Linked DNA regions of Homo sapiens: region 2 is linked to region 1. The links are chromatin loops, found by intact Hi-C in ENCODE. Cell type or tissue: heart left ventricle. All regions are shown on one strand. Links, peaks and the distances in the headings refer to the core of each region. The heading gives the core; the rest is flanking DNA. Region 1 overlaps CACUL1 (CDK2 associated cullin domain 1). Region 2 overlaps LINC03036 (long intergenic non-protein coding RNA 3036).

Region 1 (15,850 bases), core at 4,358-12,357:
GCACTGCCCTCAGCGTGTGCACAGCTGGCCAGGCTGCGACAGCACCTGGGCTCGCCCCCAACTTTGCTCCAAGATCAGAGTCAGTGCCGACAACTTGGAGAAGCCAGGCAGTAGTAACAGACACTTCTGAGCCTTCGAGGGCAGGGGGTCCTTCCTGGGCCCCCAAGAATGCAGGGATGCCTGAGTCCACAGCTGTGGATTGGGTGGCTGCAGCAGCACCCAGTGTGCTCCCACCCCAACTCAGAAGAGGCTCTTGCCGGCTCCATGGAGCATGCAGCCCCACCTGTTGACGCCTCCCTGCTACAGCAGCGTGATGGCAGTGGCCACTCCAGATGGGCCGCCACTGCCATCACCATTACTCCAAACTTGCTCCAATTTTTCTTAACAGATCTGGATTCCCTGAATTTTGTAATATAACTGTGTGAGAATATTTTTTAAATAATGAGTAATGTATTCATCTGGTTTAAAATTCAAATGAGTTCAAATGGGTTTAGAGTAAGTTTTCCTTTCATTCCTTCCTCCCTGAACCAACCAATACTTTTTATATCCTTCCAGAAGAACTTTATGCCTATACTAGAAAATAAATGTCCCATTTATAGTTCTTTATACACAAATGCTAAGGTATAATCACACATACCTGCAACTTTCCCTAACAATGTATATCTTGTAGTCAGTTTTATTCCAGTGGTTCTCGCTAACTTTTGGTCTCTGGAAACCTTTACATTTCTAACAACAACTCAAGATTCCAAAAAGCTTTTTGTTTATATGCAGGTTGTATCTGTAAGTATTTACCATAATAAAAATTAAAACTAAGTTCTAAAAATACTTATTAATTCATTCTAAAATGACAATAACAAACTCATCACCATCTTATTTTTATAAAAAATAACTATTTACCAAAACAAAATTTAGTAAGAGGAGTGTCACTGTTTTTACATTTTTGCAAGTCTCTTTAGAGCCTAGCTTAATAGAAGACAGCTGGATTCTCATATCTGCTTCTGCAATGAAATCAGTTGTGATGTGTTATTTTCTGAAACGATCAATGAATGTTTTGTACTCTATTCCATTAAAAACCACGGGTCTATCTTCTACTTTAAATGGATCTTTTCTGTATACATTTTATTACATCACACATTGGTCATTTGGAAAATACTGATTCTCTGAGTTATGTAGATCTTCCCAATGTTGATTTCATTAGACGGTATCAAAAAAATACATCTCTGATGAGACAGTATTAACACCTATCTCATCAGAAATCTTTTTAAGTATTGGGAAGCTATCAAGGTCACAGTGGTAGATATAAATTTTCCAAAATTTTAATTTTCACTTCAAAGCACAAGTTTCATTATTGGCAACAAATACTGTCAGTCATTTTCCTGGAAGTGACAATCTTAGTTCACTAATTTCTGAGAAAATGTCTGTCAAATACCAAAGTCTAACCGTAGTTTGTCAGTCTTTTTTTCAAGTGAAAATACCGTTCTATGCAGAAAAGCAGGGTTAGTTCAAAATTCATACAATCACATAAGCACCTTTTCTCAAAACCACCACTGTACTCTGGTATGCGGTGTCCCATTTCTTTACATAAAATATTTTTTAAAGTATAAAGTCACAATTTAATAAAATTAATAATTTTCTCTGTTTCATCTGGGACATTCTTAATGAAAATGGCTTCCTCACCCCGCAAGCATGTGGAAATGAAAATTCATGCTAAGGCACCAGCGTCTATCCATCATTACTTACAGACCCCCCTGAAAGGCTTTTGGGGACCCTCCGAAGTCCTCAAAACACACACACTTTAGGAATATCTATTTCTGTAAGATGCTTGAATGTACTATTTATTTAATCAGAGGTCATATTGATAGCTTCGTGCTAATCCTTTGTTACCAGATTGTTGCACTGAGTAACTTCATATAGATGTTATAGACAATAATTTCAAAACAACCTTTAAATTAAAAAAGGTAGAACTAGATAATAGTCTTATGCATAATTATATTAAAAATAATTTCAGTTGTCCAGTTTAAATAGTGAAATCTGCGAAATACCACTAAAAATATATATATACACATACATGGTCCTAGTGTGAGAAATGCCTTACAGCAAGAAAGGAAAAGACAGATTTGATATACATACCACACCTTCACAGAAGGGAAGGGGAAAGAAAGCTTGTCATCTTTAACTTTCAAAGCTAAACAAGGAAGGTTGATTGGTCAGTCACCCGAATTTGATGTATATTAATAATTTTAGAAGAGGATTATTTGTTTAAATAATTTTACTAGTCAAGAGACTTAAATATACTATCATGTGGGTCAGTACTGCCCAAAGGAACTTTCTGTGGTGATGGGAATGTTCTAAATCTGCACTGTCCACTATGGTAACCACTGGCCACGTTTGGCTATTGAGCCTTGGAATATGATTAATTAAACTAAGGAACCAAATATTTACTTCATTTTAATTGTAATAGTTACACATAACTAACTGGACAATGCAGATGTAAAATACAAACGAGTTCTACAATTTCATATTTATATCCCTCCTCCTCTACCTACCCCCATCCTCGTCCCCAGCCAACCGAAATGAAACATGAAAAAAATTAAGAATATGTGCTTTTATCTTCACAAAAGCATTCTGGTTGTCTTCAAATAAGTAAGTGACTTTTGCATGCTAGAATGAAGTAGACAAGAAGGGATGGAAGAGAAGGACCTACTAAACATGACAAAACATGTATCTTTGTAAAAGTAATGTACGTTCATTGAAATTTTTAAAAATTTAAAATGCAACTATGGAAAAATAACCACTACCGGCTGGGCGCGGTGGCTCACACCTGTAATCCCAGCACTTTGGGAGGCCAAGGCAGGCGGATCACGAGGTCAGGAGGTCGAGACCATCCTAACACGGTGAAACCCCGTCTCTACTAAAAATACTAAAAATTAGCCGGGCGTGGTGGCACGCGCCTGTAGTCCCAGCTACTCCGGAGGCTGAGGCAGGAGAATGGCATGAACCTGGGAGGTGGAGCTTGCAGTAAGCCAAGATTGCGCCACTGCACTCCAGCCTGGGCGACAGAGCAAGACTCCGTCTCAAAAAAAAAAAGAAAAAGAAAAAGAAAAAAATAACCACTACCAACATTCGTAGAAAATTATTACCATTTTGGTATTTTTTTTTTTTTTCCTGTGTGCATGTGTCTGTTTCTAAACAAATATGGCTTATTTTGTAACCTGATTTTATCGCCCAACTATAGATCGTCACCATCTCTCCCAGGTCAAATTTCTTTCTATAACCTAATTTTAACAACTGTTTGGACACATCATTGCCTATTTCATCAGTCCCTTGTCACTGGATACTTAGGCTATGCTTTGCTGTTTATGTTATCCAGGTCTGCACGGATACTTCTAATTCAGACTAGCATTCCAGCTGTGCAAATGTGTTGAGTGGCATCAGCAACAACACAACCTCTTTTTTTTTTTTTTTGAGACAGAGTCTCACTCTGTCACCCAGGCTGGAGTGCAGTGGCGCGATCTCGGCTCACTGCAAGCTCCACTTCCCAGGTTCACGCCATTCTCCTGCCTCAGCCTCCTGAGTAACTGGGACTACAGGCACCCGCCACCACGCCTGCCTAATTTTTTGTATTTTTACTAGAGACACGGTTTCACCGTGTTAGCCAGGGTGGTCTCGATCTCCTGACTTCATGATCCACCCGCCTCGGCCTCCCAAAGTGCTGGGATTACAGACGTGAGCCAACGAGCCCAGCGCACTATCTTATTCTTAAACATAAGCTACACTGCACTCCCTGCTTAAGAGAGACTAGGTTCAGGAACAATGGTACATTTCCATACGCCAGTGGACCTCAAAGAATGCTTCTCTCCGAATCACCTGAAGGGACTGGTAATGACGCAGATTCCTTTGCCACACTCCAAAGTCTTGATTCAGAAACTTTCCAGAGGTGTGTATTTTTAGTGAGAACTTCAGGGAAGTCTGTAAACAGCTGGCCCACCTGTTAAGCATTTAGGAACCCTACACCTTAAGCCTCTTCCAAGAAATGAGAGGAGCTCTACAGGAAGGAAGTCTGCAGGATTCAAGAGAAAACTGAGCAGTAATCACCCATGTAACACAGGCATTTACTGCAGGACAATTTAGCTGCAAACTGCACTGAAATCAGTAAAAATATGATGCACTAACATTTTAACATTAACATAGGTGAATTTTTCCTCTTAAAAGTTAATGGCTTCTTGACTAGTATCAAATTCAGGGAGTATAAAGTTATCAAAATATAACTCAAGTTCCCCCTCAGCTTAGAATGCAGAAAGCTGTGAAAGAACATCACTCCCACTCTTATGGTAAGAAAAAGCTGGTTAACCAAAATAATCATAATTTTTCGAGCTCATCAGACACCTAAGGTTTCTTTAACTTACATCTGCAATGTTCAACTAGGTGAGAAGAATTTCAGAGTGACAAGCTCCTCTAAAAAAAAATAAAGGACACATGGACTATTTCTCTGTTGGTGATGGTAGTCATAAAAGCAGATAAGCAAACAACAGAAATTGTAATGAATCATTAAAGGCCAAGTGTGAACTAACAGTGTAGAATCCCTGGGAGGCTTCAACACAAGGGCAGTCAGCACCAGCACCTCCTCTCCAACTCTTTTCCATGGGTTTCCACTGGGTCATCAAGAGAAGGACTGGGGGCAGTGAAAGAAATCTGAGAGGCCATCCTCCATAGCAAGATGTGCCGGGCTTAGTAAGACCTGAGGATGAAGCAGGAATACCTAAAGAAGCCGATGAACACATCATGGGGTCCTCCATGACAAAAAAAGGTGGTGATTAACTGCCAATGGAAGACATGAACAAAAACTGCCTGTGCCCTAGAACCTACCCAGATTCAAAGCAAAAGCCATTTGCTGAAAGGAAGGGGTAAGAAACCCTGCAACCTGGTGACCCTTCTTTGACCTTAGGCAAAAACTGTCTACCACTGGAAGACAGGCAGGTGATCCTCCAGCCCTCCTGACAAGCAAAGGTCAGCAACCATTTTCAGGATGGTAGAAAATCCACTCATGCCCAGGTTTCCACACTGTTATGAAGCAAAAATATACTGCTGCTGATGGAAGCACAGGAAACTTGCTTACTCCCAAGGTTCCCCAAAGATACAAGGTAAAATTTGGTTGCCACAGGGTGTGTGGGGGGCAGGACAGGGAAGGGGAGAGTCGGGGAGGGAACTCACCTGCACACCAAACCAGAGATCAACAAACTAGAGGCTGTGGGCCAAATCTTGTCTACACCCTGTTTTGATTAAGTACAGTTGTTTTGAAACACAGCAATGCCCATTGTTTATGTAATCTGTGTGGCTGCTTTCACCTGCACCAGCAGAGTTAAGCACAGGAGCTAGACAAACACCTCACGGCCCGTGAAGATATTTACTTTTATTTTATTTATTATTCTTATTTCTTTGAGAGGGAGTCTCGCTCTGTTGCCCAGGCTGGAGTGCAGTGGCGCAATCTCGGCTCACTGCAAGCTCCACCTCCCGGGTTCACGACTTTCTCCTGCCTCAGCCCCAAGTACCTGGGCCTATAGGCGCCCGCCACCACGCCCGGCTAATTTTTTGTATTTTTAGTAGAGACGGGTTTTCACCGTGTTAGCCAGGATGGTCTCGACCTCCTGACTTCGTGATCCACCTGCCTCGGCCTCCCAAAGTGCTGGGATTACAGGCGTGAGCCACCGCGCCCGGCCAAGGCATGCCCATTTCTAAGCAGAAACTGTTCTTTTTAAGCTAAACTGTTCTTTTTATATACAATGTCCAACATTCAATAAAAAACTAAGACCAAAAAAACAAAAACACAGCCCACTGTCAAGAATTATGTCAACAATTAAACATTCAACATGCACAGAGATGTCCCACATGAAGTAGCTATCACAGACACTTTAAATAACTATGATTAATATATGCAATGACCTAGTAGAAAAGGCAGATAACATGCACAAAAAGATGGGAGAATTTCAGCAGAAAAATGGAAACTATTTTTAAAAGAGTCAAATGGAAATGTTAAAAATTCTCAAATAGTTTATTCCAAGTCCTTTAACATTTATTCCTATAATAAGTACAACGTTGGCATTTTTGTATCCCATACAAATGCACCTGGATGCCATCTCAAGGATCCTTAATACTATTTTCTCAATCAAATTGGTCATTTCTTTTTCTAAAAATCTGCCTTTAGATGACTGACTATAGCAAAAACTACTAATGGGTAATAAGCTTTCAGTCTAGCTTATTCCATGATGTTCCAGAGCAATACCATACTGCCATGGACAGATGTGTCATGGCCCTAGAAGCAACACCCATTACACACTGGAAGCTGACAAAGACGCTTCATAAAAATGGAATTTCTTGGCCGGATGCGGTGGCTCACACCTGTAATCCCAGCACTTTGGGAAGCCAAGGCGGGCAGATTACCTGAGGTCAGGAGTTCAAGACCAGCCTGACCAACGTGGAGAAATCCCGTCTCTACTAAAAATATAAAATTAGCCGGGTGTGGTGGCACATGCCTGTAATCCCAGCTACTCAGGGGGCCAAGGCAGGAGAATCGCTTGAATCCTGGAGGCGGAGGTTGCGGTGAGCCGAGATGGCACCATTGCACTCCAGCCTGGGCAACAAGAGCTAAATTCCGTCTCAAAAAAAAAAAAAGGAATTTCTTTCCAAATAGACAAACATATCTGACATTCCATTCTCATTCTTGCTATGCAGATATTATTTCCATATTAGAATAATATCCAAAAAATAGTGATATAGAAGGTAACTGATCTTCAGGAGCTATTTAAGAGCTATAATATACATATTAGACACTTCTCATATAAACTGTAAGCATGGTTTTCAATTGAAAACTACAATAAAGTCAATTGAGTCTTAGATAGAAGATATTTCTCTTTTCACTTAGATCTTTTACTTCTTAAGCTATTATTATATGAAATTTTTTTCTTGATTTATTTCTAAAATAAGACTTCCTTAATTTTCCAAATACTATTTGGACTTAATAAACTGAATTAAACCTGGCTTCTGTGTTCCTGGGTTCATTTAGCTTATCTACATGAAATAATCTGTAATCTAATACTAGCTTTTAAAGTAACTGGCTAGGTGCTATAAAAGGTTCAAGGATTACTAAATGGAGAAATATCCAAAGAAGCCAGATACCCTAGGCTGACTTCTCACTTCCCCACATACTTTATCTCTATGTAACACTTAGCAAACAGTAACTTACTTACACTACTTACACCTATTTGCTATTATTTTGGAAAGGAAACCTTTTTCCTTTTCTTTTCTAACTTAAATTACACAGTTTGGTCTCAAAGAAAGTATATCTTAAAAAGAATACAATTCATAATTGTACTCTGTACACCATGCAAATGTACTCTGTACAAATGCAAACAGCTATTATTTATGTGATTTTACTCTCCTGCTCATTTTCCAAGTTCTGGATGATGTTTTACCTGGAACAAACACATGCCTCTGGTAATGTCAGTGGTAAAGCCAGCATATGTTTTTGTAATCAACTTATACCAAGTACTTTTTACTGGATCTCTATTTTTGGGCCTGGTATTATGTTAAGTCCTATGAAGGCACATGAAAATACAAACAAAATCCTTTCTTTCAAAGGAAGATAGTAAACTTATTAGAATCATGGTCTGAATGAGAGCCTATTGAATGATCGAGGGTTAGGGTGTCTCCCTGGCAAATTCCTGGGTTTGCCATGACAACTGCTTTAAGTTCTAGTAGAGAGGAAAAAAATAGATCTCCACATAACTTAGAAACATTTTCAGTAGAACACACATGTAAAGGGCTATTTACCAGTTGCAATATTTATTTTATTTGAAACCTATGAAGAAAGGATATCAAGCAATTTTCTTATTATCTAAAATCTTATTCACTTTAGCAAGAAATAAACAGAGTATTTGGAGGAAAGTTTTCTTAGAATACACTTTGTAGTACAAGAGATTTAGAAATTAAAACCTTTAAAACACATAAAAAATTTCAAATGACCGTACACAAGATAACCAGTTGAGTTATGCTGCCACCCACTGGACAAAAAATAAATAGCAACGCAATCCTTGCTCTGATTTTAACTACCAAGGGACTAGCTCAGTTTATTGGCAATCTGGCAGTAAAGATTTTATATGCAAATTGGAGTTTATAAATAGTGAATCAAAGTTAAGTACTGTTGGCTGATTATGGTTTAGTTTCTATTAATTTCCATTATTAATTTGACAGTCAACTTACTTATTTTGCTTAAAACCAAGATACAGTTAGACATCAACATCACTCTAATTTTATTAAAATGGTTTAAATGTAATCAGTTAACTTCCTTTTAATTAAAAGTGAAATACTTAAAACTACTGTAAATTCAGCCTTATTTGAGATAAAAATTGCAACATTTCCCAGCACCTTTGTCTCTGTGGTCTCTCCTCAACAGGACCCTGAATGCAGGTTAGTAATATCGGCGCTAATCTTCCCACTTGAATGTTACTGTCCTGACCTAGGAACCAAATCTCTGTGTCAACACTGTTTACTGGGGCTAACGTACAGTGTGAGTTCCAAAGCACTGACAAAAGAACTGTTAATGGGTCACTGACTATAAAACTACTACATCAAAATGTCAGAATATTTTTATTTGGTGAAAATATACTCTCTTTTAGATAACACATTAGCATATACAATAAATGTATCAACATTACTTGGGGAGAAAATGCCTCACAATTGTTTCAATGGATTCTGGATTCAGAAATACACATAGAAAAAATGAAATGAGGAAGTGTCATTTAAGACAGTTTTAAAAGATTTTATATCCATCTATCCATGATAGTAGTCCCCCACCTTATCCAGTTTCCCTTTCTGAGATTTAAGTTACCACAGTCTGAAAATATTAAACAGAAAACTCCAGAAACAAACTTTTTTTTTTTTTTTTTCTTGAGACGGAGTTTCGCTCTTGTCACCCAGGCTAGAGTGCAATGGTGCGATCTCGGCTCACTGCAACCTCCGCCTCCCAGGTTCAAGTGATTCTCCTGCCTCAGCCTCCTAAGTAGCTGGGACTACAGGCATGTGCCACCATGCCCGGCTAATTTTGTATTTTTTTTTTAGTAGAGATGGGGTTTCTCCATGTTGGTCAGGCTGGTCTCGATCTCCCGACCTCAGGTGATCTTGCCCGCCTCAGCCTCCCAAAGTGCTGGGATTACAGGTGTGAGCCACCGCACCCAGCCACAATTCTTAAATTTTAAACTGCATGCCTTTCTGAGTAACGTGACGAAACCATAACACCATCCAGCTCCATCCTGCCTGAGATATCTGTCAGCACTTTGTCCAGCACTTTGTCCAGCATATGCACACTGTTGACACTATCCATCTGTCAGACACTTAGCCATCTCGGTTATCAGTTCAACTGTCACGATTATCATAGCAAATGTTCAAACAACCCTTACTTTACTTAATAATGGCTCCAAAGAGCAAGAGAGATGATGTTGGCAATTCAGATATGCCAAAGAGAAGCTGTAAATGATTCCTTTAAATGAAAAGGTGAAAGTTCTCAACTTAGTAATAGGAGGAAGAAATCTACTCCAAAGGTGGGGCTTGGACATCAGGACCAAACGGAGGACTAGCTAAAAACAGGTCAGGGCAGAAGCACCTCCCCATAAGACATGCCCACCAGTGTGCCATGTCAGTTGACCATTGCCATGGCAACACCCAGAAGTTACTGCCCCTTTCCATGGCAACAACCCAACAACCCAGAAGTTACCACCCTCTCCCTCGTTCTAGAAATTTCTGCATACTGCCCTTAATTTGCATATAATTAAAAGTAGGTATGAGTGCAGAACTGCCTCTGAGCTGCTACTCTAGACACAGTGCCCATGGGGTAGCCCTGATCCACAAGGAACAGTACCAATCTGAAATTGTCTTCCTTTTTTTAATGTAGTGCTTAGTCTTTAACATTTCACATAATAATAGACATGCTGAAGTTATCCTATTTTCTATTTATCTCATCTGTTCTCTGTACTTTTAAAAAATCCTTTCTTGATTTCTTTATTTTAAAATTATTCCATTTTTTCCCCTCTATGTCTTGTTAACTATGTTTTTTTACTACAGACTGTATCCTTGTCACATTATAGTTGAAAATAAAGTAGTGCTTTACCATTTCCTGGACAATGCAAGGCTTCAGAACATTTCAAACCTTCACTCCTCCCTTCAAACTTACACATTATTGTCACGAGTTTTGATTATATATATATATTCTTATATCCTAGAAGACATTATCATTATTATTGATCCACACTTGCATATTTTCCCTTCTTCATTCCTACATATCTTCAAGTTTTCATCTGGAAACATTTTCTTTCTATCTGAAAAACACTTTTATTTGTGTAAGAAACTACTGGTGATGAATTCTCCCAATTCTTGCCTAAAAATGTACTTCACAATTTTGCCTGGTTTGATGCCTCATTTCCTACTATGACTAGTTATTTCTGATTAAGTGCCAGATACTGCTTATGAAAAACTATGGAAACAATCTGATGCCTAGGATAATGGTATCTCTCCAGAATTTACTTTTGTTACTAGTAAGCTTAATCGAGGCTCTAGCAAATCAAGACCACCATTTTTTTTTCTTTTTGGGAGACGGAATCTCGCTCTGTCGCTCAGGCTGGAGTACAGTGGCACCACTGCAACTTCCGCCTCCCGGGTTCAAGCAATTCTCTGTCTCAGCCTCCTGAGCAGCTGAGATTATAGGCGCCCACCACCACACCCAGGTAATTTTTTTGTATTTGTAGTAGAGACAGGGTTTCACCATCTTGGCCAGGCTGGTCTTTAACTCCTGACCTTGTGATCTGCCCTCCTTGTCCTCCCAAAGTGCTGGGATTACAGGCATGAGCCACCACACCTGGCCGAATCAAGACCATCTTAATCCAATCAGGAATCAGGCTTTAGCAAATGAGAAGGCTAGTCTTTATTTTTTTATTCTTGCTAGTCCTGGGATGTGGTACTTCAGATTTAATGAGCCTTATACTCCAATTTATTACCCAACCCCCACAAGTGTTGTCAAAGCTCTATTAAATTTCTCAGCTCATTAGCCTCCTTTTCCAGAATAAATAGGTGACCCCAGTAGATAAATGGCTCAAATGTTAGGTTCCTCTATCTGAGTTTCCTTCTTCTCTTAGATCCTGGCCCTATAATTCACTTTGTTAGTCCTGTGGTCTGATTTTTGTAATTGCTCTCAGCAGGGGGGGTGGTCCACACTATCTAGTCTTATCAATTATATGTCCACTACCAGACCCAGTAGAGTCATAGTTAAATAGGATACGTTAGGGTTCCCACTAGGAACCCCTGCAACCAATAAAACCACTCAAGTTTTTTTTACACGGACCAAAAAATCAGCTGTGATTAATTAAGGAAAGCAATAAATAGTATTTTAGATTTTTGAACAAGAAAGTATGTCTATCAAATTAGGGTTTTTAGGTTGTTCAGCCAAAAGAAGAGACTGCAGGAAGACAAACCAATTAAAAGAATATTCCACTAGTGCAGGCATGAGCCAATGATGACGTGGAAGAGGAAGACAACAATGGGAATCAAAGAGGACAGAGCAAGATATATTATAGTATTCCATCCACCTTAACTAGCACCCAGAAATAGGAGAGAAAAAGCTAAGAGGAATATGAAATACCAAGCCTCAGAAAGAAACTAATTTGAATGAAGAGAAATTTAGATTTAGACCTCAGTATGAGGTATCTATAAGATGAAATTCAAATCCAACAGGCAAGTGTAGGTCCTAATGTTAGGGTCCTGGTCTCTCACAAAAAATATGGTAATTTCTAAATGTTTCCATAGAATTTTCCAAAACTATTCAGAATATTATTTACTGAATTGGTAAACCAATTTACTCTCTATAGTCATCTATTTCCATTCACTGGTATAGGAAAATACCAGAATTGGAAATGTACATTTTGAGGCTCTGGAGATACAGAAAAATAAAAATAAATAGAACTTCGTTATTACTTTTAAAGAAAGAACAGCCGGGAGTGGTGTCCCATGTCTGTAATACCAGCACTTTGGGAGGCCAAGGCAGGAAGATCACTTGAGTCCAGAAGTTCAACACCAGCCTGGGCAACATGGTAAAACCCCACCTCTACAAGAAATACAAAAATTAGCTAGGCATGGTGGTGCACACCTGTAGTCCCAGCTACTTGGGGTGCTGAGGCCGGAGGATCATTTGAGCCCAGGAGGTCAAGGCTGCAGTGAGCCAGCATCACACCACTGCACTCTAGTCTAGGTAACAGACTGAGACACTGTCTCATAAATAAATAAGAAGAGCGGAGTTAATAAGGACGAGAAAAGAGCCTGGTTTAAAAAAATTAAGGCAAAAGATACTGTTCACAATTTTGAACAATCCAGCAGTAAGTTAAAATGTATAGATACACATGCAGTGAAATATAATAGTAAGGAGAACACTAAGGGGACTTAGCTATTTGTTTTATTAGTTTAACAACACAACAAAAAAAACTTTAAAGTGCCTGAAGTAAAGTAATTTTTTCCAAAATGAAAGAAATGTGTTTAAAAACAAAAAAGAGGCAGCAAGTTAGATTATGCTGTCATGTAAAAAATATTTACATTCAACAAATTATTCTAAAATCTCTAAAAACCATGTTCTCTAGTTTTTACGTCAACACCAAAAATAACTGGAGAATATGGGAACATTATTTTATATACTCTTCAATCTCCCCAACAGGATATGCCTTGGGATAAAAATAAATAAGTCCCTCTGACATATAAACTATACAAACCCACAGCTATTTTAAGATGCCCTTGACTGAGGCTGACGCCCTGTAGGTCCAAATCATTGATTTATCAACTCCAGCACTAAATTTCTGATTATCTGCCAAATGCAACTCCTCCCACGCTCTTATTTTGGCTCATAACAACAATATTTCATTATGAAAACCAGAGCTGCAAACAAAATGCTCCATCCAAATAAAATGTTTCTGGCTCATAAAGCCTGGCACCGTCTCTTGATCTGTCCCCATGAAAACTGCCTTAAGGTCTCTATAAAATAAAGATTACATCAGGCCACACACATCACACTGAACAAATAAATAAAATGCTTACAAATCTAGAGAGCACAGGAGTAGTGGTCATCTGAAGCTAATTATGCTACTCTTTCCATTAGTACAGGTCACATTTAGTTACTCAGCATTCAGCCAGAACACATCTGCTGAGTTGTAATTGTGGCAGACACTAAGGATAAAAAGACAAACACGATAGAGTCCCTCCCCCTCAAGGAAGGGCCTGTGAAGTAGTCAGACAGGGAAGCAGAAACAATAACACAATCACTGCCCTAATAGACTTCTTATTGCTGAGATGCTATGGATCCACAGAAGAAATGCCAATAGTCTGTTCGGTTTTGAGAGGAGTGCAGGAGTTCCAGGAAGGCTTTACACAGATGGACACAAATGAGCTTAAGCCTAAGAAAAGAATGAAGAAGCATTTGCCAGGCAGGAAGCAGAAGAAAAAATACCTTACACCTTAGTGTAAAGAACTACAGATATTTTAGTAAATCTACTTCCTTTTGATGTCGAGAAAATACCTTACACCTTAGTGTGAAGCAACGAGATAGTCTAGTAAATCTACTTCATTTTAATGTCAAGAAAATTTATAAGATGATATATATTAGCACGTTTAATAAAGAGGCAAACACACAAATGCTGAGTGACAGAGCTGGAAACAGAGCCCTGGATCCCCATGTTTTAAACCACTCCCCGCTGCTATTTAATAATGGTTACAATCGTTATAATCTTATAAAAGGAATCATTTTGAAGCTAGACTTTTCATAAGACCATATTGCTGAACTCTAAGTGGGACATGTATTGATTCTAAAAACAAACTAAATTCCCTGGTTTTATATCATATATCACCCTTTTAAAAAATACTAACATCACGCTGGGCACAGTGGTTCACACCTGTAATCCTAGTACTTTGGGAGGCCGAGGCTGGCAGATCGCTTGAGTCCAGGAGTTTGAGACCAGCATGAGCAACACGGCAAAACCCCATCTCTAAAGCAAAAAACATAAAAAATTTGCCAGGCATGGTGGCATGCACCTGTAGTGCCAGCAACTGGGGAGGCTGGGGTGGGAGGATCGCCTGAGCCCAGGGAGGTCAAAGCTGCAGTAAGCCATGATTGTACCACTGCACTCCAGCCTGGGAGACAGAGCGAGACCCCCATCTCAAAAAAATTAAAAAAAAAAAAAACACTAACATCAGAAGAAATATCACTCTGATTTATGTTTTAATCATTAATAAGAATCATTACTATATTAATATAAAACTAAAAATTATTTGGTTTCATAATAGGCTGTATTAGTAGGGTGAGGGAAAACAGACACTGTGATATATACAGAACTGATGGGAATGCAACTTGATACAACTTCTGTGAACCACAATTTAGACTTAGTAAACGACATTACTTACAAGACTGACTATTCACTTCAGCACTGTTAGTAATGGCCAAAGACTGGAAGTAACCTAAATATTCATCAATCAAAAACTGGTTAAATTAAGGTGTATCAATGAAGTAAGGCAGTTGAGATAAGCATTTCAGTAAAACAGTCGAGAAATGATGATGAACCTGACTAGGGTACTGGCAAATGAACAGAAGTGTGTGACAGAGTCCACAGCGAGACCCGAAGTCCATAAACTGGATTCAGGTAGAAATTCAGGTAGATGGTGGAGTGAAGAATTAGAAAGCAAATCACTCAAAAGCTATAAAGCATAGATCTAGGGTTTCATCAACAATTTATACACAATGCCTAAGCACTAAACATATGTGTTAAATGAATAAAGATTTTATAGTTAGCGGCAAAAAGATGAAGAAAGAAATTTATACTAACAACAAGAAAAGTATATATCTGACTATGACAAAACACAGCTCTATCATTTGAAACAGAAAACAAAATGCTACTTAGTGCAACAACTGTTTGGGGAAAAAAAACACAAAAAAACTAAGCTATCTCAGACCACAAGTTGTGAAGAACAATATCCAAGCCCAAAGCACACCCCAGCATGTGCTATAAACTGTGGTTATTTCAAAACTGCTGGGGTGCTTCCTAATTGTGGTATAGACCCTGGTAATCTATTGCTGAGTGACTTTTCTTTTTTTTTTTTTTTGAGACGGAGTCTTGCTCTGTCGCCAGGCTGGAGTGCAGCGACGCAATCTCGGCCAACTGCAACCTCCGCCTCCCGGGTTCAAGCGATTTCCCTGCCTCAGTCTCCTGAGTAGCTGGGACTACAGGAGTGTGCAATTTTAGTAGAGACGGGGTTTCACCATGTTGGCCAGGATGGTCTCGATCTCCTGACTTCGTGATCTACCTGTCTCGGCCTCTCAAAGTGCTGGGATTGCTGAGTGATTTTTCTAGACATTCTTCTACTTCTATACCAAAAGCAAAGTGGGATCAAGCCCTGGTATAAAGATTATTTGGTTGGTGCAAAAGTAACAGAGGTTTCTGTCATTATTTTCAAAGGCAAAAACCACAATTCCTTTTGCACCAACTTAATAATACCTGATCTTCAAGCACTGAAGGTTTACTGAAGTGGGCAGGGGGAGGATCAAGCTAAGTGCTCCCTTAAACAGGAGTTTTTCTGCAACCTGCCCCAGATTTTAGAGCTGAGATGATGCCTATTTACAGGAGGTTTATCAATAAAGTGTTTACTTCAGTTGTTTATATTGAAAGGTATTATAAATCAGTAGGCAAACCACTCTTCAAAGATGATAATACGAGTTCCAAAACAAGTTAAAATATGCACATATTTTTGTATCATAAAAGTCACCAAATATTGACAT
Region 2 (15,850 bases), core at 4,479-12,478, 72 kb after region 1:
ATAGAAATCTCTATTTTTTAAGACATTTGCAGCTCCAATACATGCATATTTATGTATACATTATATATACATTACATTAAAAATTTTTTAAAGATGAGTTAAAGATGTAATATTTTAGTGTTAATTTTGATGGCATTTTTTTATTAATAAATAATATTGCAAGGCACAATACACACTAAGGGTGAGCTCATGAATGACAGTGGACATAAATCCATCTTTCAAGGGACCCTCTTGATCATTTTAGTTTGGGGGGCAAAGAGGCTGACTTCTTGGCAGATTTCATTTTACCTCATAATGTGCTGATATAGAGCTGATACTAGCCACATAAGCTCTGCCAATTTCTTATGGTTTTCTGGGACTTATACTATTAGTATTATCTTTAATCTTCAATCTATAATAATCTATTAAAACATTTTCATTTTGTAAAGATCAATTTTGGTAAAACTAGATCATGGGCTGGGTCCAGTGCCTCACATCTATAAATCCTAGCAATTTGGGAGGCTGAAGCAGGTGGATCTTTTGAGGCCAGGAATTTGAGACCAGCCTAGGCAACACAAAAAGACCTCATCTCTACAGGAAAAAAACAAAAAACAAAAAAAAAAAACCTGGGTGTGGTGGCATGCACCTATAGTCACAGCGACTCAGGAGGCTGAGACAGGAGGATTGCTTGAGCCCAGGAGTTCGAGGCTGCAGTGAGCTAAGATCGCACCACTGCACTCCAGTGTGGGGGACAGGGCCAGATCCTGTCTCTTTAAAAACAAAAACAAAAAATGGCCTAGGTTGTGTAGTTTATAAATCCATCTACCCACTTGCGAATAGACCAAACTATCTCAGATTCCCCTGAGTGTTGATGTGCAGGTGGTGAGGTTACCAGCACCGGCCCCCACATCACAGAGCATTCAAGGCTGCACCTGTGCCATGGGTGGCAAAGGAGCCTCTGAGGAAAGCTATGACTGTCAAGCTGAGTCCGTTTTGTGCTTTGTGGGTTTTTAAAATTTTTGTTTAATACTTTTTGGTGTTCTACACATTCAGAGAAACTTTTCTAGTAACAAATGATAGAAATGATCCTTGAAAGTATCATCTTCTGAACATTAAAAGATTAGGAAAGTATAATTGCTTTGTTATTTTTTTAGCCCCAAAGTTCCAATATTTTTTCACACAACCCAGCACCTTGTGCTGAGCGCCCCACTTGGAAACCACTGATTTGCTTTATCAAAAAAAAAGTGGTTTTGTACATGATATTAAAGTGTAAAACAATGCCTTATGCCCAATGTTAGTAGCAACTGAATAGTTTATATAAAAGTATCTGGTAAGTAGGGCTTGGTCTTATATAAAATTGGAAATCTGGCTGGGCGCGGTGGCTCATGCCTGTAATCCCAACACTTTGGGAGGTTGAGGCAGGCGGGTCACTTGTGGCCAGGAGTTCAAGACCAGCCTGGCCAACATGGTGAAACCCCGTCTCTACTAAAAATACAAAATTAGCCGGGCATGGTAGTGTATGCCTGTAGTCCCAGCTACTCAGGAGGCTGAGGCATGAGAATCACTTGAACCCGAATTGCTTGAACCCAGGGGGCAGAGGGTGCAGAGAGCTGAGATCAGGCCACTACACTCCAGCCTGCAACAGATCAAGAATCTGTCTCAAAAAAAAAAAAAAAATCAGAAATCTATGGGATTGCGAGTGATTTACTCAAAAGAAACCAAAAAAGGCTTTATATTCACATGAGTCTGTGGCCCCTGGGGAGGATATCCTCAGCTCCCTCTCCACTTCCCTGACCATGGACTGGGCTTTAGGACTCTAGTCCTATGTCCCATTAGTTTTCTACAACTGTCATAACAAATTACTACAAATTCAGCCACTTAAAACAATAGAAATTTGTTCTCTTACAGTTCTGGAGGCCAGAAGTCGAAATCCAGGTGTCGGCAGTGTCAGCAGGGCCACGCTCCCTCTGAAGGCCCTAGGAGAGGCTCCTTTCTTGCCTCTTCCAGCTTCTAGTGCCATCAGCATTCCTTGGCTTGGACGGCTTTGCTCTGTCTTCACTTTGCCTTTTCATCCATGTTTCTGTCTTTTCCTCTGTGTGTCCTTTATCAGGACATGTGTCATTGGATTTCAGGCTCACTTGGATAATCAGGATGACCACTTCATCTCAAAATCTTTAATTACATCTGCAAAGACCCCGTTTCCAAATAAGGTCACGTTCGCAGGTTTTTAGGGTCATCATTCAGCCCACTGCACACGTTCTCCCTGCAATGTCAATGGATGAATTGGGGTCCAGAATGAGAGTTGGGGCACCGTGTGGACCAGCCTCTGTCTTTCCCTCCTTCCTGACTCTGCAGGGCTCCTCTGAACACCATGCTTTATCATGGAAGCCTTCCTCCTTGTATTTTACAGTCAACTCACATCTTCCATGAGGAGGAAATGCCTGAGACTTAGAAAAGGGGTCCTATGGTTCCTTCTCCCTGTCTTCCCACAATCATTCCATGCATTTCCTCTCCTCTATGATGCTTCAAAGCACTCTCTGGGCAACCACCAGCCTAGTTTCTGATCTCCAAAAAAGGAGCCACCCTTTTGGTGGGTTTATCATGTCAGCCCAACAGCAGTAAACCTGGCCAGCCCCATGGCAGAGTTCTTGCAAACAGGGAAGGGAAAAGTGGACCCAAGAGACTTTCTCTGGGCCTAGGAATCAGACTATTTTCAAGTCTAATCAGGGGCCGGGTGTGGTGGCTCATGCCTGTAATCCAAGCACTTTGAGAGGCCAAGGTGGGAGGATTGCTTGAGTCTAATAGTTCAAGACCAGCCTGGACAACATGGCAAAACTCCATGTCTACAAAATATACAAAAATTAGCTAGGGATTGTGGTGTGCACCTGCAGTCCCAACTACTTGGTAGGCTGAGGCAGGAGGATTGCTTGAGGAGGCAGAGATTACAGTGAGCCAAGATCACACCACTGCACTCCAGTCTGGGCAACAGAGTGAGACCCAGTCTCAAAAAATAAGAATAATTAAAAATAATAATAATAGGCAGTGCTCCTAGAATCTGAGGATACCCTGGCAGTTGGCAGGGCAGTGGTGCTGGCTTGGGGTGAGAAAACATCAGACAAGAAGACAGAAAAATAGCTGGGTGTGGTGGTAGGGCTAATGTGCCCCAGCCTTGAGGTCACACTTCAAGGAACTAGAGAAACAAGAACAAACCAAACCCAAACCCAGCAGAAGAAAAAAAAATAATCAAGATCAGAGCAGAACTAAATAAAATGGAAACAATCAAACTAACAAAACCTATACAAAAGATAAATGAAACAAAAAGCTGGTTCTTTGAAAAGATAAACAAAATTGATAGATCATTAGCGAGATTCACCAAGAAAAGACAAGAGAAGATCCAAATAAGCTCAATTAAAAATGAAATGGGAGATACTACAACTGATACCACTGGAATACAAAAGGCTACTGTGGACACCTTTATGCACACAAACTAGAAAATCTAGAGATGGATAAATTCCTGGAAATATACAACCCTCCCAGATTAAATCAGTAAGAAATAGAAACTCTAAACAGACCAATAACAAGATTAAGACAGTAAAAAAAAAAAAAAAATTGCCAACAAAATAAAGCCCAGGACCAGACGGATTCACAGGCATTCAAAGAAGAATTGGTACCAATCTTATTGAAACTCTTCCAAAAGACAAAGAGGGAATCCTCCCTAAATCATTCTATGGAGCAAGTATCATCCTAATTCTAAAACCGGAAAAAGACATAACAAAAAAAGAAAACTATAGACCAGCATCCCTGATGAACATAGATGCAAAAATCTTCAACAAAATACTAGCTAACTGAATCCAACAGCATATCAAAAAGATAACACACCCATAATCAAGTGGGTTTCATAGCAGGGATGCAGGGATAGTTTAACATATGCAAGTCAATAAATGTGATACTTCACATAAACAGAATTAAAAACAAAAATTATGTGATTATCTCAATAGATGCAGAAAAGGCATTTGGCAAAATCTAGCTTCCCTTCATGATTAAAACTCTCAGCAAAATTGGCATAGAAGGGATATGCCTCAAGGTAATAAAAGCCATCTATGACAAACCCTCAGCCAACATTATACTGAATGGGGAAAAGTTGAAAGCATTGCCCCTGAAAACCGGAACAAGACAAGAATGCCCACTTTCACCACCTCTATTCAACATAGACTGGAAGTCCTAGCCAGAGCAATCAGACAAGAGAAAGAAATAAAGGGCATCCAAATCGGTAAAGAGGAAGTCAAACCATCGCTGTTTGCCGATGATATGATCATATACCTATAAAACCCTAAAGACTCATCCAAAAAACTCCTAGATCTGATAAATGAATTCAGTAAAGTTTCAAAATCAATTCAGGAAGCAAAATCAATGTACACAAATCAGTAGCATTGCTATACACCAACAGCGACCAAGCTGAGAAATAAATCAAAGACTCAATCCATTTCACAACAGCTGCAAAAAATAAAATAAAATAAAATACTTAGAAATATACTCAACCAAGGAGGTGAAAGACTTCTACAAGGAAAGCTACAAAACACTGCTGAAAGAAATCATAGACAACACAAACAAATGGAAACACATCCCATGCTCATGGATGGGTAGAATCAATATTGTGAAAATGACCATAGTGCCAAAAGCAATCTACAAATTCAGTGCAACTCCCATCAAAATACCACCATAATTCTTCAAACAACTAGAAAAAACAATCCTAAAATTCATATGGAACCAGAAAAGAGCCCACATAGCCAAAGCAAGACACAGCAAAAAGAACAAATCTGGAGGCATCACATTACCTGACTTCAAGCTATCCTATAAGGCCATAGTCACCAAAACAGCATGGTACTGGCATAAAAATAGGCATGTAGACCAATGGAACAGAATAGAGAACCCAGAAATAAAGCCAAATACTTACAGCCAACTGATCTTCAACCAAGCAAACAAAAACATAAAGTGGGGAAAGGACACCCTATTCAACAAATGGTGCTGGGATAATTGGCAAGTCCCATGTAGGAGAATGAAACTGGATCCTCATCTCTCACCTTATACAAAAATCAACTCAAGATGAATCAAAGACCTAAATCTAAAACATGAAATCATAAACATTCTAGAAGATAACTTTGGTAAAACTCTTCCAGACGTTGGCTTAGGCAAAGAGTTCATGACCAAGAACCCGAAAGCAAATGCAACAAAACGAAATAAATAGATGGGGCCTAATTAAGCTAAAAAGCTTCTGCAGAGCAAACCAAATAACCAGAAGAGCAAACAGAAAACCCACAGAATGGGAGGAAATATCCGCAAACTATGCATCTGACGAAGGACTAATATCCAGAATCTACAAGGAACTGAAACAAATCAGCAAGAAAAAACAACGTCATCAAAAAGTGGGCAAAGGACATGGATAGACAGTTCTTCAAAAGAAGATATACAAACGGCGAACAAACATGAAAAAATGTTAAACATCACTAAGTATCAGGGAAATGCAAATTTAAAAACACAATGAGAAACCACCTTACTCTGCAAGAATGGTCATAAATAAAAAATCAAAAAATAATAGATGTTGGCATGGATTTGGTGACAAAAGAACACTTTTACACTGCTGGTGGGAAGGTAAACTTGTACAACCAATATGGAAAACAGAATGGAGATTCCTTAAAGAACTGAAAGTAGATCTACCATTTGATCCAATAATCCCACTACTGGGTATCTACCCAGAGGAAAATAAGTCATTATATGAAAAAGACATTTGCACACACGTTTATAGCAGCACAATTCGCAATTGCAAAAATATGGAACCAGCCTAAATGCCCAGTGACCAATGAGTGGATAAAGAAAATGTGTTATATGTACACCATGGAATACTACTCATGTGAATAGCATTCATAGCAACCTGGATGGAGTTGGAGACCATTATTCTAAGTGAAGTAACTCAGGAATGGAAAACCAAACATCTTATGTTCTCACTTACAAGTGAGAGCTTAGCTATGAGGGCGCAAAGGCCTAAGAATGACATAATGGGGGGCCGGGCGCGGTGGCTCGCACCTGTAATCCCAGCACTTTGGGAGGCCAAGGCGGGCGGATCACGAGGTCAGGAGATCAAGACCGTCCTGGCTAACACGGTGAACCCCGTCTCTACTAAAAATACAAAAAAATTAGCCAGGCGCGGTGGCGGGCGCGTGAACCCAGGAGGCGGAACTTGCTGTGAGCCGAGATCGCGCCACTGCACTCCAGCCTGGGCAGCAGAGCAAGACTCCGTCTCAAAAAAAAAAAAAAAAAAAAAAGAATGACATAATGGACTTTGGGGACTCAGGAAGAAGGGTGGGAGGGGGGTGAGGGACAAAAGACTACACACTGGGTACAGTGTACATTGCTTGTGGGACGGGTGAACCAAAATCTCAGAAATTACCACTAAAGTATTTATCCATGTAAGAGAAAACCACCTGTTTCCCAAAAATGACTGACATTTAAAAAAAGAAAACCCCCCAAATAATAGTAATAATAATGTTTAATTAGGTGTTTGCCCTTTGACCAGAGTTGCTGTATTTAGCAAATAAGAATGCAGGAGGCCCAGTTGAATTTGTTTTGTATAGGGGACAACTGGTATTTTAGTATGAGTATGTCCCATGGAATATTTAAAAATTTACAAATGCAGCCGGGCGCGGTGGCACACGCCTGTAATCCCAGCACTTTGGGAGGCCAAGGCGGGCAGATCACGAGGTCATGAGATCGAGATCATCCTGGCTAACATGGTGAAACCCCGTCTCTACTGAAAATACAAAAAAAAAAAAAAAATTAGCCGGGCGTGGTGGTGGGCGCCTACAGTCCCAGCTACTCCGGAGGCTGAGGTAGGAGAATGGTGAAAACCCGGGAGGCGGAGCTTGCAGTGAGCTGAGATCATGCCACTGCACTCCAGCCTGGGCAACAGAGCGAGACTCCATCTCAAAAAAAAAAAAAAATTACAAATGCAATATTTGGAACATATTTATACTAAAAATTATTCGTTATTCATCTGAAATTCAAGTTTAACTGGGTATCCCGTATTTTATCTGTCAACCCTACCTATGACCTTCCTTTCCTTCCCTCTTCTTTGCTTCCTTCTTTCCTTCCTCTGTTCTTCCTTCAAAAAAGCCTTTGTTGTAAGACTACTATCTGCAGAGTCCTATACTAGAAACAAATAAAGCATAATGTTCTTCAGGGTGTTCACAGCATAGGGGAAGGGAAAAAGCAGCAGCAAATGCCTTTAGCACAGTGCAGTTCCCCCACTCCAATAAATGTACATATAAATAGTTCAGGGACCACAGAGAAAAAAGCAATTAATTCTGTTTGGGGTAGAACCAGGTAAGGTGGAGGAAAAGAGATTGAGAAAAGGTGCAGGGTGCAGGTTCTTGGCCCATTCTTGATGGACAGGTGTAAAGCAATGGAGAGGTATTCAGGCCAAAGGCAAGTTCAGGCAAAGGTATGGCATGAGAAAGACACACTCTGTACGGGGGACATGGAAGACCTGCCATGGTTGGTTTGGTGAGGTGGGATCTGGATGTGTCTGTGGGTAGGGGTGGCTCTGATGTCAGGAGAGGGGATCAGAAACCCCACCTTGCTTGGAGTCAAGTGTGTAGGGCTCTTTATTCTATGCTGAGGAGCTGGAGCTTTCTCTGATGTGTCTTGAGAGACTGAATATACAAATGGACAGTGGCCAGACCTTAGATGACTGTAGACCTCTGATCCACAAACTTAGCAGTCACTTGCCCAGAAGCCAAACCACAGCCTCTGCAGCAATCAGCCAGAAAAGTCAGGCTTTGGGCAACAACTGCCAGCTTCCCTATTTTTTGCCCCTGCTTCCAACCAACTCAGGACCAATCACATAAAATGCCCTGTTTCTAATTAGTCTGCCTCCAGCTTCCCTAGGCCAACAACCTCCAATCAAAGTACATGCGAAGTCTTCCTTTTTCTTCACCATAAAGCTTCCCCATTCCCCTGCCTGCCTTTGAGTTTCTGTTCTAAATAAACAGCCTTGTTTTTTCTCATTTCAGTGGTTTTCATTTATTTCCTCAATATAGACTGTACAGATTGCTTTTGAAGAGGGGGAGAGGGAGCAATGGGAGTAGTTAGCTCTGTAAAACTGATACCCTAATATATAGTGCTAATAGAACAATAGGTAGTGGTGGCATTCAGAGCTAGAAAAATCTGCTTTTGAGACCCTTTGCTATCTATACACACATACCCACACACAATTTTTTAACGTTTAGACACACCTGAACAGCCTCTAATTCTTTTATACTCTAAAGAAAGATTTTAAATCGTTAAAGTACAGTTTTTTTTAAAAAAAAAAAAAAGGATTTTTAAAGTTACCCTTAATTTTATTTTTTATTTTTATTTTTATTTATTTATTTATTTTTTGAGATGGAGTTTCCCTCTTGTTGCCCAGGCTGGAGTGCAATGGCATGATCTCGGCTCACTGCAACCTCCACCTCCCAGGTTCAAGCGATTCTCCTGCCTCAGCCTCCCAATAGCTGGGATTATAGGTGCCCACCACCACGCCCAGCTAAGTTTTTGGACTTTTAGAAGAGACAGGGTTTCACCATGTTGGCCAGGCTGGTCTTGAACTCCTGACCTCAGGTGATCCACCTGCCTCGGTCTCCCAAAGTGCTGGGATTACAGGCATGAGCCACCACACCCAGCCCAATTTTATTTTCAATGTAATATTTTCTTTCTTTCCTCTTGTGTGGTAGATTGCATCATTGACTCCAGTTTGTCACCCTTCCCTGTATTTACACCCTCGGTCATTTGACTCTGGGACTTTCCATGAAGTGGGCATCACATGGCTTTCTGCCCCACCGATGCCATGGTTGGCCACGAGACCTGCTTTGGCCAATGGGATGTTGGCAGACATGATGCAAGAAGAGGCTTGGAACAGACCTACACTCCGGGCCTGGGCTTTTGTACCTCAACCGTCTTGGCGAGAAGAACATGCCCAAACCAGTCTGTGGTTGCAGGAGAAGGATAAGAGTCAGGTGGAGCTGAGCCATGTCCAGCCAGGCCTAGTCTACTTTAGACTACCTCCAGCTGACCCACAGACAGATGAGCTCAATCAATGGCTATTATTGTTTTATGCCGCTGAAATTGTTGTGGCTGTTACGCAGCATTTCTATATAATAGTTGAATATTACACTCCTTGACTTCAGAAGTTGAAGAAATGTTTTGTTATTTTTAACGTGATTGGTTTTTTTGTTTGTTTGTTTTGTTTTTGAGACAGTCTCACTCTGTTGCCCAGGCTGGAGTGCAGTGGTGCAATCTTGGCTCACTGCAACCTCTGCTTCCCAGGTTCAAGAGATTCTCGTGCCTCAGTCTCCCGAGTGGCTGGGACTACAGGCGTGCCACCACGCCCAGCTAATTTTTTGCATTTTTAGTAGAGACAGGGTTTCACCATGTTGCCCAGGTTGGTCTTGAACTCCTGAGCTCAGGCAGTCCACCCACCTCAGCCTCCCAAAGTGTTAGGATTACAGGTGTGAGCCACCATGCCAGGCCTTAATAAGTGATTGTTAATGGCAGCTCTTATTGGTTGTCTACCCAAATCCATTCTTTGCTGCTGGTAGAACCTTGATTTTCTTCAGGATTTTACCCTCTGCCTAGCCTGGACAAGCACCAGGGAAGGTGCCCTCTTCAACTATAGGGAAAAAATCTTAACCAATCCAAGCCAAGTGTAGCTTGCTGGCAATTGGTTGAAGAGAGAGCATATAACACAGTTACAGCCAATGAGATGTGAGGAGTCAGCTGAGGGGCTTTCTGGAAAGGCTTCCCTCCTCTTTGAAAGAGATCCATGAGATGATTCTTCCTTTTATCATTCCAGTAGACTTTTGGAACTGTTGCCGCCATCTTGGGACCATGAGGGGGCCAGCAAGAGGACAAACCAACAGGCTGAAGAAGACAGACTGGGAAGAGCCCAAGTTCAAAATGTCATTGAAAATCCACCCAATTGGCAAGCCTTGGAGCTGCCCTAACTCAGGGCTACTTGGTACCTGTCCTCATGGTTTAGGCCACCTTTCTTTGCAGGTTGTGTTCCTTATAGTTCAATTCTTCCTAGATGATTCAGATACCCCCTCAGAAGAGGAAAATCCAAGTTATAGAGAGTGATGTATAGGTTTTCTTTTCTTTCTCATGTTTCTATCCAAGTGATTCATCCCTGAGTGAGGACCTCTAACAAACTCTTTAAAGATGGGCTTAAAGAATGTTCACTCCAGGCAGCCCCTGCCCGGCCAGCCCCCCCGTCCGGGAGGTGGGGGGCGCCTCTGCCTGGCCACCCCTTCTGGGAAGTGAGGAGCCCCTCTGCCCAGCTGCCACCCCATCTGGGAGGTGTACCCAACAGCTCATTGAGAATGGGCCATGATGACGATGGCGGTTTTGTCGAATAGGAAAGGGGGAAATGTGGGGAAAAGATAGAGAAATCAGATTGTTGCTGTGTTTGTGTAGAAAGAAGTAGACATAGGAGACTCCATTTTGTTCTGTACTAAGAAAAATTCTTCTGCCTTGGGATGCTGTTGATCTATGACCTTACCCCCAACCCGGTGCTCTCTGAAACATGTGCTGTGTCCACTCAGGGTTAAATGGATTAAGGGTGGTGCAAGATGTGCTTTGTTAAACAGATGCTTGAAGGCAGCATGCTCGTTAAGAGTCATCACCACTCCCTAATCTCAAGTACCCAGGGACACAAACACACAGGGTCCTCTGCCTAGGAAAACCAGAGACCTTTGTTCACTTGTTTATCTGCTGACCTTCCCTCCACTATTGTCCTATGACCCTGCCAAATCCCCCTCTGTGAGAAACACCCAAGAATGATCAATAAAAATAAAAAAAAAATTAAAAAAAAAAAAAAAGAATGTTCACTCCAGAACTCCCATTCACAATTGCTACAAAGAGAATGAAATATCTAGGAATACAATTTACAGGGGATGTGAAGGACCTCTTCAAGGAGAACTACAAACCACTGCTCAAGGAAATAAGAGAGGAAACAAACAAATGGAAAAACATTCCATGCTCATGGATAGGAAGAATCAATGTCATGAAAATGGCCATACTGCCCAAAGTAATTTATAGATTCAATGCTATCCCCATCAAGCTACCACTGACTTTCTTCACAGAATTAGAAAAAAAGTACTTTAAATTTCATATAGAACCAAAAAAGAGCCCATATAGCCAAGACAATCCTAAGGAAAAAGAACAAAGGTGGAGGCATCACGCTACCTGACTTCAAACTATACTACAAAGCTACAGTAACCAAAACAGCATGGTACTGGTACCAAAACAGATATATAGACCAATGGAACAGAAGAGAGGCCTCAGAAATAACACCACACATCTACAACCATCTGATCTTTGACAAACCTGACAAAAACAAGCAATGGGGAAAGGATTCCCTATTTAATAAATAGTGTTGGGAAAACTGGCTAGCCATATGCAGAAAACTGAAACTGGACCCCTTCCTTACACCTTATACAAAAATAAATTCAAGATGGATTAAAGACTTAAATGTTAGACCTAACACCATAAAAACCCTAGAAGAAAACTTAGGCAATTACATTCAGGACATAGGCATTGACAAAATCTTCATGACTAACACACCAAAAGCAATGGCAACAAAAGCCAAAATTTACAAATGGGATCCAATTAAACTAAACAGCTTCTGCACAGCAAAAGAAAGTATCATCAGAGTGAACAGGCAAACTACAGAATGGGAGAAAATTTTTGCAATCTACCCATCTGACAAAGGGTTAATATCCAGAATCTATGAAGAACTTAAACAAATTTACAAGAAAAAAAACAAACAACCCCATCAAAAAGTGGGCAAAGGATATAACACACTTCTCAAAAGAAGACATTTATGCGGCCAGCTAACATATGAAAAAAAGCTCATCATCACTGGTCGTTAGAGAAATGCAAATCAAAACCACAATGAGATACCATCTCACGCCCATTAGAATGGCAATCATTAAAAAGTCAGGAAACATCAGATGCTGGAGAGGATATGGAGAAATAGGAATGCTGTTACACTGTTGGTGGGAGTATAAATTAGTTCAACCATTGTGAAAGGCAGTGTGGCAATTCCTCAAGGATCTAGAACCAGAAATGCCATTTGACCCAGCAATCCCATTACTGGGTATGTACCCAAAGGATTATAAGTCATTCTACTATAAAGACATATGTACATGTATGTTTACTGCAGCACTGTTCACAATAGCAAAGACTTGGAACCAACCCAAATGCCCATCAATGATAGACTGGATAAGGAAAATGTGGCACATATACACCATGGAATACTATTCAGCCATAAAAAGGATGAGGTCGTGTCCTTTGCAGGGACATGGATGAAGCTGAAAACCATCACTCCCAGCAAATTAACACATGAACAGAAAACCAAACACTGCATGTTCTCACTCATAAGTGGGAGTTGAACACTGAGAACACATGGACACAGGGAGGGGAACATCACACACTGGGGCCTGTTGGGGAGTGGGGAGCTAGGAGAGGGATAGCTTTAGGAGGAATACTTAATGTAGATGACGGGTTGATGGGTGCAGCAAACCACCATGGCACGTGTATGCCTATCTAACAAACCTACATGTTCTGCACATGTATCCCAGAACTTAAAGTATAATAATAATTAAAAAAAAAAAAAAAGAATGTTCACTCCAATAGATGGCTCTGAGATTTGACTTTGAGGGTTTTACCAGGGCTCTACTATGTTAGGAAATTACTTCTGGCCTCTCTATATGACTCTTTGATCCTTTCCCCAGTGAAATGGGGATCCCCTGAGGACAACTTCAGAACCTGGCAAGTGCAAGAAGAATTTCAACTATACAATTCCTTGGTAACATCCATCCTTCCAAAGAGAGACTTCTAGGCTCTATTGACTTGGAGTTGCTTTAAGTAGCAAGGGTGAAGTTGACCTTTTTTACATATTGGCAGCAAAATTACAAAAATCAAAGTCAATCCGCAAGAATGATCTTTCTCCAGAACAATGAGCATACTTCACTGGTGTGATATATTTCAGTTCAATAGACAGTATCTTCAGAAAACACATTAAAATGTCATTAGATTTCATCTAAACTTGCTGGTAATTTCGGTAACCTGACTATCTCTCCCTCCTCCCACCCTGTGCTCAACAGAAACAAGCTCATACCAAATTAACATTCATTTTGTTAAAACTAAATCTCAGACCACCTTCTGGACTTGCCCAGCTTTCTCCTTCCTCTGGGCCACTCGCTGGTTCTTTTCTCCTCTGGAATGACTCTCTCCCACTTACAACCTGGCAAACTCATCATCTGACAATACAAAGTTCACAGGTCAATTCCTCCTCAAAACCTTGCCTTGGACCCCTGAGGCAACACCACATAGAGGGGAGGTTGAAGTCAGGCTGACCTGAGGGTGGATCGAGCTCTGTACCCAATTAGCTGGGTGACCTTTGCCAAGGAAGCCAGTTTCTCTGAGCCAAGTGTCAGCTTTCTCGCCTGTAAAATATGAATCATGATTACCCCTGCCTTGGGCTTGTGCTGAGGATGAGATGAGCTCATGTAAGAATCCCTGGCACAGAGTTAAGGACTCAATGTGTTTTGGCTGTTGCTACAGGATACCTTCCCAAAGAATCATAAAGCTTTATAGCAATAAGGGACTTCAGAGTAGCTCTTCTCGACCTTCCATGTACAAGCCAATCACCTGGGGACACAGATTCTGAAGTCCTGGTGCAATGCCTGAATTTTTTTTTTTTTTTTTTTTTTTTTTTTTTGCGTTTCTTGCAAGTTTCAGAGTGCTGCAGATTCCCCTTGTCCCAGGAGCACACTTTGAAATGGCAAGACTTTAGGAGACATTGACTTCCTGCTCATTTTACAGAAAATAAGCATGAAGCCCGAGAAGAGCTGCTCCTAGCCCAAAAGGATCCAGAAAGCTGCTGAGAAAGGCAACACAGAACACAATCTGCTGGTGGAGTTTGAGGAGAGATTCACTCTCAAAGCAATTGCTGATCAGAAACAACTTTGTGAGGTTTATCTGTAAATTGTGAATACATTTCCTCCACCCAAGAGCCAGTACTCTGCTTGCTGAACAAGGTAAGCTTTATTCCTGCCTCTGAGATGGGAGGAAGATTGGGTGAGACGGACAATTTCAAGAACAAAGACATTAAGCTAAAATGAGTGGTATTCTATCTGGGGAGAAGCGGAAACACATTACCCAAGGGCCTGTGGCATAAAACATAGCTTAGAAGGAGCAGCTGTGGGTTGGTTGGTTTGTTTTAGACAGAGTTTTGTTCTTGTCGCCCAGGCTGAAGTGCAATGGCGTGATCTCGGCTCACTACAATCTCCACCTCCCGGATTCAAGCGATTCTCCTGCCTCAGCCTCCCGAGTAGCTGGGACTACAGGCATGCGCCACCAAGCCCGACTAATTTTTTTATTTTTAGTAGAGACAAGATTTCACCGTGTTGGCCAGGCTGGCCTTGAACTTCTGACCTAAGGTGATCCACCTGATGTCTCTCTCGCCCAGAGTGCTAGGATTACGGATGTGAGCCACCACACCTGGCCACAGCCGTGGGTTTTTACTCTTCTCAGAATATCCTAAAAAAATCAAAGTTTTCAGGAAATTGGGGGAGAGTGCAGGAACAGTCATCGCTTTTCCAACGTAAGATAATTTCCAGATTTGCAACATTCGGGAAATGAGCACAACTCACTCCTCTTTGAGGCAGCACCCAGCTGATGCAGCTCCATTGTGTGGCCAACTGAAAGGGTCCTGCAGTTTTCCTAAGTGTATCCCAGAGTTATTTCTTCATGAAGAGGACCTAAGCCATTCCATTCCATGGTCCGTGGTGCTGCCCAAAAGCCCATCACATGTACGGCCACTGTGGGTGCTTCCTTTTTCCGACATCTGACCCTTTATCCCATTTGGCTTACTCCAAAAGCTCAGCCCATGCTCCCAGGCATGGATAGGAAGGAACCCACTAAAAAAAAAAATGCACTATTCATTGAAAGTGCTAGAACCCGCCAGTCTCCAAATGCAGTCCTTTTGAAAAGGCATGACTCAGTCCTGAGTAACATCTGATACTTAACAAACGTCCATGAGCCATAACACCTCCTGGTGTCTGAGTGGTTTTCCCATCAACCTCTAAAATAAAAGCAAATCAGTTAGCCAGGTGCTGCATATGCTCAGAAGGCTATAGAAGCTCAGAGGTACAAGCACCTGGAGAAAATATATCAACCCTTCTGCATTATAACAACAATTATTGCAGAAATTCTTGTCATTGTCTATCAAAGTGAAATCAACGAACCCCCACAAGTTTCTGTACTGTTTGCTAGAAGTAAAGAGACAAATGAGACAAACAGCTCTTGCCCTCAGAGAGTTGACAATCTAGTAGAAGAAGGAAGAAGCCATCCAAATAACTAGGAAACAAGGTAAAGAGCAGCTTCTGCTCTAAAAAGGCAGTAGGATTGCTGAAGGAGGGGAATGTGAACCCTGGTCTTGCCCTTCAGGCAGTTTTTCATAGTTAATGATCCTGCATTCTCAAATTGCATAGGTATGTCTCAAATATGAGACAAGCCTTCTAATTTACAAGTAAGTGAACAGAAAAACTGTACACAGGCAGTCCTCTGCTTTTGTAAATATGAAAATATGTATCAAATTAACTGTATAGAGTGCAATTAGAGACTTACACATTATAAGTGGTTGTTCCATCCCAGGCAGCACTGTAGAGTTGGTAAGGCTGTACACTACACAAGGGCATCTGACCAAGGGTTAGACTGAAATCTAGATGTGTATCCTGATGTAGAGTTGTACTTATCCAGAAAAGAAAGGAATTCC

The links. Hi-C counts contacts between places; a loop is a spot of excess contacts. Peaks named below come from ENCODE experiments on the same cell type or tissue, not always from the same donor. Only the 100,000 strongest peaks of a DNase experiment are listed, where the experiment ranks them.
Region 2: a loop joins it to region 1, with 2.4 times the contacts of the local background. A loop is called at or near these places in 11 of 110 quality-filtered maps.

What each region holds. Positions count from the first base shown.
Region 1 is chr10:118,713,156-118,729,005 of GRCh38, forward strand. All of the region lies in intron 3 of CACUL1 (CDK2 associated cullin domain 1), which reads right to left. Among named protein-coding and RNA genes, the nearest start is that of CACUL1, 34 kb to the right of the region's middle. In heart left ventricle, for the core only: a CTCF peak has its summit at 8,063 (motif pointing left); no DNase peak of the experiment used is centred there.
Region 2 is chr10:118,784,880-118,800,729 of GRCh38, forward strand. It overlaps LINC03036 (long intergenic non-protein coding RNA 3036), which reads right to left. Exons shown (of 4, transcript NR_186540.1): 4 at 1-2,163. Among named protein-coding and RNA genes, the nearest start is that of CACUL1, 38 kb to the left of the region's middle. RefSeq lists an enhancer at 10,390-10,945. In heart left ventricle, for the core only: no CTCF peak of the experiment used is centred there; a DNase peak (open chromatin) is centred at 8,883.